2 separate regions of the Mus musculus genome follow, and region 2 is linked to region 1. A link is a loop called in an ENCODE intact Hi-C map of the cell type or tissue named here. Cell type or tissue: heart. All regions are shown on one strand. Links, peaks and the distances in the headings refer to the core of each region. The heading gives the core; the rest is flanking DNA. Region 1 holds the start of Asl (argininosuccinate lyase). Region 2 has its middle 8.3 kb from the start of Rabgef1.

What was found. A loop is a pair of places that touch in the nucleus more often than their neighbours do. Peaks named below come from ENCODE experiments on the same cell type or tissue, not always from the same donor. Only the 100,000 strongest peaks of a DNase experiment are listed, where the experiment ranks them.
Region 2: a loop joins it to region 1, with 7 times the contacts of the local background. A loop is called at or near these places in 8 of 42 quality-filtered maps.

The regions. Positions count from the first base shown.
Region 1 is chr5:130,021,269-130,026,646 of GRCm38, reverse strand. It overlaps Asl (argininosuccinate lyase), which reads left to right and starts at 2,266. Exons shown (of 17, transcript NM_133768.5): 1 at 2,266-2,353; 2 at 2,551-2,605. The coding sequence starts at 2,594. It overlaps Gm40334 (a long non-coding RNA gene), which reads left to right. Exons shown (of 3, transcript XR_868562.1): 2 at 625-850; 3 at 1,453-1,519. In heart, for the core only: a CTCF peak has its summit at 2,797 (motif pointing left); a DNase peak (open chromatin) is centred at 2,256; H3K4me3 peaks cover 1,339 bases; H3K27ac peaks cover 1,497 bases; H3K27me3 peaks cover 298 bases.
Region 2 is chr5:130,160,871-130,166,248 of GRCm38, reverse strand. No RefSeq gene overlaps it. Among named protein-coding and RNA genes, the nearest start is that of Rabgef1, 8.3 kb to the left of the region's middle. In heart, for the core only: a CTCF peak has its summit at 2,334; a DNase peak (open chromatin) is centred at 2,378; H3K27me3 peaks cover 220 bases.

The sequences.
Region 1 (5,378 bases), core at 90-5,089:
ACTCCCTCTTGCTCTGAGAGGGCTCTACTCTGAGACATGCCACCAGCTTCTTTTGACAGGCACTCTAATGCCAAGCCAAACTCCAAATCCTCCCTGGGTGATTCTAGACGAGTGTCCAGTGCTGAGCCATGCCCTTCTCATTTCATAGATTCTAAGCGAGTGCTCTATTTCTGAGCCATTCCAGAACTCTTTTTTTTTTTTTTTTGGTTTTTCAAGACAGGGTTTCTCTGTGTAGCCCTGGCTGTCCTGGAACTCACTCTGTAGACCAGGCTGGCCTTGAACTAAGAACTCAGAAATCTGTCTGCCTCTGCCTCCCAAGTGCTGGGATTAAAGGCATGCGCCACCACGCCCAACCATACCAGAACTCTTAAGCACTTACTATAATCTAGGTCTATTTGGCATGATTTTGAAAACTTGTTTCTACACAAGGCATGGAAGTTTGATTAAAGTCCTGCATTGTGTGATACAGACATTCTAGCAACTACTGAGCATGCTCCTCGAATGTTCCCAGTCCCATCTTGGCTATCTCTAGCATCTCTGGTCTGTTGGTGATTAAAAACGTCCATAGTCCATAAGGGGCTGTAGGGATGGCTCCGGGGTTAAGAGGATGTGTTGCTCTTGCAGAGAATCCAGTTTCAGTTTCCAGCTTGCCGAATACAGAGGCTCACTGTCGTCTGTAACTCCAGTTCCATGGATGCCCACGTGCTCCTCTGACTGCCACTGGTATCAGGCACATACATAATGCACATACATACACGCATCCTCCATGATTGGAGGTCTATCATGACACACCTGGTCTCCACAGTGGCCGCTGCCCACTCTTCCAGCCATGTTCTTGTGCTGATTCAAGGTAAGCCCAGACCTCCTGCTTTGAGAATGAACGTGATAGACTGAAGGAAGCCCTGAGTTTTAACCCTCAATTGCCCGTTAGAATCCCTTTCTAGACTCTCTAAAGAATACCAACTGGACTACATCCCAACTTTGGGGGGGAGGTTTGTCCTTTTTTTTTGTACATTTATGTATGTAGTATGCATGCATGTGTATGTATCATGCATATGCATAGAGTGTAGAGGACAATTTGGTGAAGTCATTCTCTCTTTCCACTATGTGGGTCCTGGGATCAAAATCAGATTGTAAGATTTGACAATAAGCACCTTTACCCATTGAGGCACCTCACTGGATCCATCTTTTCTTTAGGTAGGCATTTATTTGGGGGTGGGGGAGGGGAGGTGTGCACCACTTGCCACAGAACATGTGTAGAGGTTGGAGAACAACCCTTTGGGGTCCATTCTTGCCTTTCCCCTTATTGAGGCAGGGCCTCTCTTATATTTGTCACTGCTCCAAGTTCCAGACTAGCTGGCCCCCACATTCCTCTAGTCTTCTCGCCCGTCTTGAGTAGAAATACTGAGACCACAGATGAGTCCCACAGCCGACCTTCTATATGATTTCCAGGGATCGAACTCAGCTGGCCAACCTTTCAAGGCTAGCTCTTGTGCTGAGCCATCTCTCTAAGCCCTGGATTCAAAGTCTTGACATTCCTACCTCAGGCTCCCGACTGCTGCGATCGCAGGTATGTGCTAACAGTTATCACAGGTAACTTAGCATTTAGCAGATATCTTTCCACAGCCTGACTGCCAGCCTTTTTTTTTCTTTCTTTTTTTTTTTTTTTTTTTAATTCCATAACCCAGGCTACCTTGAGCTGGCTTATGCAGCTCAGGATGACCTAGAACTTCTGACCCTCCTCCATCAATCTCCCGAAAGCCAGGACTACTGGCGTATACCACCATGCTTCATTAGTAGTCTGTATTGGCCTGGAACCTGAAGCAAGCCTTTTGCCTCAGCCTCCAGAGTACTGGTATAACCGGCATACAAAACCATACCTGATTTAGCATGATTTACCTCTGCCCCCTACTTTAAGACAAGGTCTCACTCTTTAGTCCCTGTTGCCCACCCCCAAGCCCCCTACCCCTACCCCCCACTCCCCACCCCGGCCGGCCTCTGCCTCCCAAGTGCTGAAACGGTTTTGAAACAGGTTCATCTGCAACCCAGGCCTGGAACCTCCAGCAATCTTCCTGCCTCAGCCTCCCGGGTGCTGCAGGGATGACAAACCTGTCGTCTGTCTTCACCTCAGCAAAGGTTTTGTGTGCTTGAACCTCAGTACAACTAGTGCTGACTCCCTGGAAATCACCTCTTCCTGCTGCTAGTAGCTTAGCCAGAGGTGGTCCCGCCCATAAGCGTGATTGATGAGTCACACCCACCTCTCCCAATTGGCTCTACTCTTCCAGGAGGCGGGGACAAGACAGAGGGGCAGCGGACGCCATCCGGACCAGAAAAAGCCAGGAGAGACCAGAAGGTAACCTGGTCCCTGAGTGTCTTGATCCACTAGGTCCAGGGAACGTGGGACAGAGGGAACAAACAAGAAGGAACGCGAAGTCTGTGGTGCGCTTGCTGAGTGCTGCCCACGTCCTGCAAGCCGAGCAGGTGTCCCAACTCCGTCCCTGCCCCGTAGACCTCCCGAGCCGAGTTGGTCAGTGTGGTCTTGTCTTCCAGATTCGTAAGACAGAAGCTCCAGGAGGAGGAGGAACCGCCCAACATGGCATCAGAGGTGTGTAGGACTGAGGGGACCTTGCAAAGGAGCGGGGAGGAACCAGTCGGGTTTAACCGCGTATGGGGGCCATCTCCTGCCACACAGACCTGCAGTGATCCTGAAATTCCCGACCACACTTCCAAAGACTGGCTTCACGTAGACTCAGGGATGTCCGCGTCGTTATCTGCCCATCCAGCGCCACCTAGTGGCTTATGTAATGATCTCACTATTGGCCACTATGTCGGGCGGTTTTCCCCGTTTTTTTTTGTTTTTGTTGTTGTTGTTTTGTAGTTTTTTTTTTTTTTCTCGTTTGTTTTTTGAGACAGGGTTCCCATGTGTAATCCTGGAACTCGCTCTGTAGACCAGGCTGGCCTCGACCTCAGAGATCCACCTGCTTCTGCCTCCCAGAGCGCTGGGATTAAAGGTATGAGCCACTGAGCCCTGCGTTTTCCCTTTTTAAAGAATTATTTTAAAATGTATATTTGTATGGATGTTTTGCCTGCATGTATAGACGTCTGTGAACCCCGGGGCTGGCTACTCCCTATGTGGGATCTAAAGGAATGGAGTTACAGATGTTTGAGAGCCACCATGTGGGTGAAGACCAAACCTCCATGCTCTTACTGGCTGAGCCCGGCTCTCCAGCCCCTGTTTTTCTTTCTTTGAGACAGTGGCTAACTTTTAGCCCAGGCTAGACTGGAATTCACCTCTACTCAGACTGGCCTTAAGCGTCTGACAAGTCACCTGCATCCACCTGCTGAGTGTTCAGATTCCGGGTGTGACCTACCACATGAAAGCTTTCCACTTTTTTTTTTTTTTTTTTTTTTTTTTAGCATTGTTTGTTCGTACATAAGTATGTCCATGTGAGCTCTCATACATGTGGTGATCAGAGGACAAAATGTGGGAGTGGATTCTCTTTTCAACAGGCTTGGCAGCAAGGGCCTTTACCCAGTTAGCTACCTCATCTTCCTTACATACCGCTTTTCACCCCACATCCTCTTGTCAGGCCCCACCCAATAGGATAACTCTCTCCTCCTATTCGCTTGTTCCCATGTATAGGAAAACTTGAGTCCCTAAATTGTCCTTGAGGTCCATCATATAGAACCGGCCAGGAGGGAGGGACCTCTCTCCGTGGCCCCAGTGACTCCCTAGGGTGTCGCTGTCCTCTCCTCTGGGCCAGGAATCCCTGGCTTGTCTTCCTATTTAGTGAAAGGTGTGCAAGATATAGGTCTCCCGTGGGCTTGGTTGGTTTAGCTGGTAAATGGAATGATGACAGCTATTGGGCTTCACCTGTAAGGAATGGATCTCAGAGTCATAGCTCTGAACTCTTAGGGAATGGAGGCTGTAGGGAAGCAGATGCCTGCATGTGTGGTCCCTTCTGGTCTTCGTTAGCTGGCAACTCACCTCCTTCCTCGTAGCTCATCATTCCGATTAAAGATTTAACTCACTTGAGTTACGACGGCCTGATCTGCTTAGCTGCTGGGTCATGCGGAGGGTCAGGAACAAGGGCTGGACTTTGGAGCCAAACAGATGTGATTTGTACACCAGGGTCCTTGACCTCTTAGTTCCTTTGTGAAGTAGGGGTGTTGGTGTCCACTTCATAAAAGGATGTAATTGCAGTACCATGTAATTGCAGCGGCCCATGCCTCTAAACCCAGCACTTGGGAGACAGAGGCAGGAGGAGCTCCATAAGTTCAAACCCAGCCTGGTCTATAGACTGAGTTCCAGGACAGCCAGGGCTACACAGAGAACCCCTGTCTTGAAAAACAAACAAAGAAAAAAAAAAAAACAAACAAACCCACACTATTAATCCTCCTACATCTGCCTCCCTAATGCTGGTATTACAAGTGAGTACCACTACACCCAGCTAACAGTAACTTTTCCGATGCTTCTCTTGTGCATTTAAACTGAATCTTACTCATTCCACTCGGCCCTTTTCCCCTTCTCCCAGGCTTCCAGCGTGCAGCAATACCCTCTCCATTTGTATTGGTCCAGCCTGAACCTATCTCCACAAGCCAAAACACATGGCTGGGGTTGTAGCTCAGTGGTGAAACACCAGCTTAGAATCTCTCACTAAGGGACTGGGCTATGACTCTGTGGTAGACCACCTGTGTCTCACAAACAAGGCCCTGGGTTAAATTCCAAATATAGGAATGGGTGGGGTCAAGGGGGAGTGTGTGTCTGGAAGCCTGCTGATGGAATTAGAGCTCAGAGTTCTGCACTCCTGGAACACAGTGGTCTGGGCTGCAGATGGCCTCAGCTTGCCTGAAGCCATTCTGTGGGTTGATACTAATTGTTCTGGCTGCTGTCCTGCTTATTAAGGAGTTGTTATTACCAACAAACCAGGCACAGAGGCCGAAAATCTGGAAAGGAAGGCAGTGGCAGGATGCTTCCTGGGCCTTCCCCTGCAGCCTCCTGACTTGTTTCTCCATACTGACTGTCTGGCCCTGACCCACAGGCCCCAGGGGCCCAGGGGGGAAGGGTGTTGAAGGAGATCCTTCGAAGGTCAGGTGTAGATCCTCTCACAGAGCTGGGGGTGATGCTGGAGGCTGCTTCTGCGGTTCAGAGTCCTTCTGGCGGTTGAGCACAGAGGGGGTGGGCTCCTAGCCAGGGGCCAGAGCAAAGCGCCTGCTCCCTTGAGACACTTCAGGGCTCAGGAGGCAGTGTTGGTAAACTGCTTGCTTTGCAAGGGTAAGGACCTGAATTTGGGTCCCAGTGCTGAAGAAGTTGAAGCTGTTGACCAGCCAGCCTAGCTGAATTCAGGATCAGTGAGAGACAGTGTCTCTAAGAACTT
Region 2 (5,378 bases), core at 234-5,233, 140 kb before region 1:
ATAAGAGAGACATCTGCACTAAAAACAACAACAACAACAACAACAACAAAAAAAACAAAAAACAAAAAAAACAAAAAACCTATTTGGAACAAGACTTCCATTTTGAGTAGTGGTATAGTAAATAAAGTTCCCAAGACCTCGCTGGGAACAGATATCCTACTCAGCAGAAAGAGACACGTACATAGGCAACTGACATCCTGGTTGGCTAGTTAAGACATGAATGTTAGACAAGGCAAGTCCCCTGCCACAGTTGAATACCCCAACCAATGGAAACAGGATACATGTACAACAAAGACATGTTCCTATGGAAATCCCTTATACCTAAATCCTGATTTGTGGCATAGATGTCTGTGGATTTTGGCCTTAAAACCTCTATAGGATCTTAACTCGGGGTCATGATTCAGTTTCTGAATTTGGACCTTGGCCTTGGTCGGGCCAATCAGCCCTGGGGCATATGCTCAATAAACTATCTCTGACTGACGGAGATCATTATTTGTATGGTTTGTGAGGCGACTCCTGGACCCCAACAACGTGGGTACCTGGCGTCAAACTTGGGCCCTCTTCAAGAGAAGCCCACACCCCTAGCTGCTGAGCCATTTCTGGAGCCCTGGGAGTTACCCTGAAGCTTGTAGACTAAGTGGAAAACAGACAGGACTCAGTTTTATGGGTGGACCTCGATTAGGCAGTTGAGGGTGTGAGTAGAATTAAAAAAAAACAAAAACAAAAACAAAAAAAACCCTGACTCTGGAAAGCAGATGGGATGCCTGACAGAGAAAGCTTTCAGAGCATCTTATGTTGCCTGCTGGAGATAAGAAAGGAAGCAAGAGCCTTGGGCGACTGCTCAGGGGCTGAGCACTAACGGTTCCTCTACAGTACCCAGGCTCTATTCCCAAACCCAAATGGTGGCTTTCAACCATCTGTAAACCCAGTCCCAGGTGATCTGACACCCTCCTCTGAAGGTACCAGGTGCACATGTCGTACCTACCCATACATGCAAAACACACATATACATAATTTTTTAAAAAGAGAAAGACAGAAAACCCTGTGAATGAGACACAGTGGTGCACATCTGTGATACCAGCATATATAAGGGCTCATGCAGTGGAGGCAGAAGGATTTTAAGGTGTTTAAGGTGAGCCTGGTCTGTACAAAGTGCAGGCCACCCAGGATGACTGAGCAAGACCCTCAACCCTCTGTGCTGACGAACTACCCACCCCCCCACCCCCGCTGCAAGCTGTTGCAGGCAGGTATTTGGCTGCAGAATTGAGAAAGGGAGCTAATTTGGGAGGTGATCGGGGTCTCAACCAAACCAAGAGGTATCTGTAGCAACACAGTTGAAAGATTTCACAGGTGACACCGTGAACAGATTCAAGCTCTGTGTAGGAGATGCCACAGCAGTCAACAATGGGCTATGTGTAGGAACGAGAGGACCGTCAGGGATGCGCTGACTTTGGTGAACGGTGCTACCCAAGATTGGTTAAAATGATGGAGATGGATGCAGGAGAAATGAGTAAGGTGCGCCCGTTCTTAGGTACCCATGCAAGCAGTGATATTAGCAGGTAATTTGAGTATAGCATTTCACTCACATCTGTGAAAAGAAGCCTGGATGAGATTATAAAACTGGGTCAATAGGCGTATAAATGGGATATGTGGTAGTCAGGGTTCTCTACAGTCACAGAACTTATGGAATGTCTCTCTCTAGATTAAGGGAATTTATTGTGATGACTTACATTCTGGGTCCAACAGTGGTCAGCTGTGAATGGGAAGTCCAAGAATCTAGTAGTTGCTCAGTCCCAGGGGGCTAGTTGTTTCAGCTGGTCTTCTGGAGAAGTAGCTTCCAACAGATGTGCTGGCAAGTAAGTGCAAGCAGGCGAAGAAGAGTGAGTCTTCCTTCTTCCAATGTCCTTATGTAGGCCCCCAGCAGAAGGTGTGGCCCAGATTAAAGGTCTATATCACCGTGCCTGGATCTGGGACTTTCATTGTCTCAGACTGACCTTGAACTCAGAGATCTCCTTGCCTCAGTTTCCTGGGATTAAAGGCCTGTACCACCTTGCCTGGGCCTAAGCTTTTCATAGCCACTATGCCTCAAGATCTCCATGCCAAGATCCAGGTCAGAAACTTGTATCTCTCACCCTCCAGATTTAGGATCACTGGTTTACAATTCTGGATTATAGTTCATTCCAGATATAGTCAAGTTGATAACCAGGAATAACCATTACAGGATAGTTATCAACGGATTGTTTCTCAGTTTCACCTTTCATTGCTTTTTCAGGAGGGGATCAATGGAAAAGAGACCTTTTAATGTTTTAATACGTGATATTCCTCTCTGTCGGTAGGGGGCGCGGGTGAGACATGGAACAGACAGGCATTTGCCTACCTCGATGGGTTGGGTCCAGCACCAATGTGTGTTGATATTAACCAGAACTGTTCTTTGTTGGTTTTACACTGCAGTGCCCCCAAAGCAAGCGCTTGAAGACATCCCTGCTACTCTGTAAGCCAAGAAGAACTGGACCTCAAATTCAGAGAGAGAAAGGAATTCTTCATTTGGCCTCTATCCCAACTCCAGACCAAAGCTTCTTAAAATTTTTTTCCTCCTGATCCCTAGAGGTGGGGCTTGACATTATATATAACTGGATATATGGAATAGTTCACAAGCTAGACATTTACTAAAAATAAATCATAAAAGAATTTGAGGGCTGGAGAGATGGCTCAGTGGTTAAAAGCACTGACAGCTCTTCTAGAGGTCCTGAGTTCAATTCCCAGAAACCACATGATGGCTCACAACCACATGTAATGGGATCTGATGCCCTCTTCTGGTGTGTCTGAAGACAGCTACAGTGTACTCATACACATAAAATAAATAAATAAATCTTTTTTAAAATTCTGAGAATAATTCTTTAGTGTGTGATATACACTAAAGTGTGTATACTTTAGTGTGTGTATGTATATATGTATATATGTATAGATATATGCACAAATGTGTAAATATACATATACACTATATACACACACATATAATTTTATGTAATTTTCCCTTTTTTTTTTTTTTTTTTTTTTTTTTCCGAGACAGGGTTTCTCTGTGTAGCCCTCCCTGGCTGTCCTGGAACTCACTTTGTAGACCAGGCTGGCCTCGAACTCAGAAATCTGTCTGCTTCTGACTCCTGAGAGCTGGGATTAAAGGCAAGTGCCACCACGCCCAGCTAATTTTACTATTTATAAAAGATGAAGGCAACCTTGCATTCTAGTGAGATGCATAAAGAACTAAATCTTAGCCGGGCGGTGGTGGTGCACACCTTTAATCCCAGCACTTGGGAGGCAGAGGCAGGCGGATTTCTGAGTTTGACAGAGAAACCCTGTCAAAAACAAAACAAAACAAAACAAAACAAAACAAAACTAAACTAAACTAAATCTTAGCTGAATATTTGATGCTGCATAGAGCATCTCCTGTGATTTTTCAGAGTTAATATTTTGATTTTACAATACTCTCCAATGCTGAGAATACTGCTTCACATACTGTCTTAGTTAGGGTTGTACTGCTGTGAACAGACAGCATGAAAAAGGCAATTCTTATAAGGACAACATTTAATTGGGGCTGGCTTACAGCCATTATCCTCAAGGCAGGAGCATGGCAGCATCCAGGCAGACACGGTGCAGGAGAAGCTGAGAGTTCTACATCTTCATCTGAAGACTGCTAGCAGAACACAGACTTCTAGGAAGCCAGGGGGAAGGTCTTAAAGCCCATGCCCACAGTGACACACCTACTCCAACAAGGCCACACCCCCTAATAGTACCACTCCCTGAGCCAAGCATATACAAACCATCACACATACGTACACAGTACAGAACGGCAGAATGCACAGGTCTATCTGAGAGAGTGCAGGAAAGCTAATGAGAGGGTCTCCTGAGAGCCCCCACCATGCAGAGCTAACATCAGGTTCTCTTCTGACCACATGCTGTGGTGCACGTGTGCCACCCCAGTGAATAAAGTAGAAGCAAAATAGAACAGCAAGGGTATCAGGGTCTAGCTGGGTGCCAGAGACACATGCCTGCAACGCCAGCTACTTGGGAGGCTAGCTCAGGCTATGTAACAACCGGTTTCAAAAAAGAGTTTAAAAACTGGGGGGAGGCTGCTGCTGCTTGCCCACCGCTCACAAAGACTTATGCTCCATGTCTTGCACTATATAAACCAGGCATGGTGATTCATGTCTGCAGTCCAGGCGGGAAGATTAGGAACTAACGGGCATCCTTGACGACGCCGTGAGTTCAAGTCCTGCCTGGGACACATGAGACCCTGTCTGAAAATAAACCAGTGGTGAGGTATGGTATTTCACAACTGTAATCCTGGCACTCGGAAGAATGAGGCAGGAGGACTGCCATGAGTTCCAGGCCAGTCAAGGAACAGTGTGACCCTGTCTCAACAGGAACAAGCAAAAGATATTATAGTGACACTTCTCATCCCAGCACGTGGGAAGTGGTCAGGGACATCAGGAGTTCAAAGTTTACCCTGGGCCACCATACAGCAAGTTTTCGGCCAGGTTAGGGTATAAGAGACCAGCTTTTAAAAAAAACCAAAAAACCAAAAAACTTGGGAGCTGAAGAGATGACTCAGCGGTTAAGAGCACTGACTGCTCCTCTGGAGGTCCTGAGTTCAATTCCCAGCAACCACACAGTGGCTCACCATCATCTGTAATGGGATCTGATGTCCTTTTCTGGTGTGTCTGAAGACAACTACAGTGTACTCATATAAATTAAATAAGTCTTCAAAAAAAAAAAAACCCTCAAATTCAAAATCAAATTCCAGGCTATAACAATTAGGAGATTTCTCTAAGTCATGCACTGTTGGAGGAGGAATTATAACATGGAGGGCAGAAAACACTAAAAAATTTCCACAGGATCTGATTCCAGTTCCCACTCTAGTTTCCACTGCCAATCAAGAAGTGTTTCTAGAAGGTTCCAAGTATTTCACACAGCAGCTCTGTTTTCCCCTGGTACACAAAGGCCCTGGTTCTGTTTGGTGTCAGGTGGAAAAAGGTTATTTACAATGATATGCCTTGGGTCTTAAACGTCCCCTTTAAATGGCTGTTAGAGGCATGGTCCTTATCTGGGTAAGGTGGTCTGCAGCCATAATCCTGGTTTCTCTGAAGGCAAGAAAAGTGTGCAATCCTAACTTTCTTTTTTTTTTTTTTTTTTTTTTTTTTTTGGCTTTTCGAGACAGGGTTTCTCTGTATAGCCCTGGCTGTCCTGGAGCTCACTTTGTAGACCAGGCTGGTCTCGAACTCAGAAATCAGCCTGCCTCTGCCTCCCGAGTGCTGGGATTAAAGGCGTGAGCCACCACGCCCGGCTCAATTCTGACTTTCAAAACCAGCTAGGCAGCACGA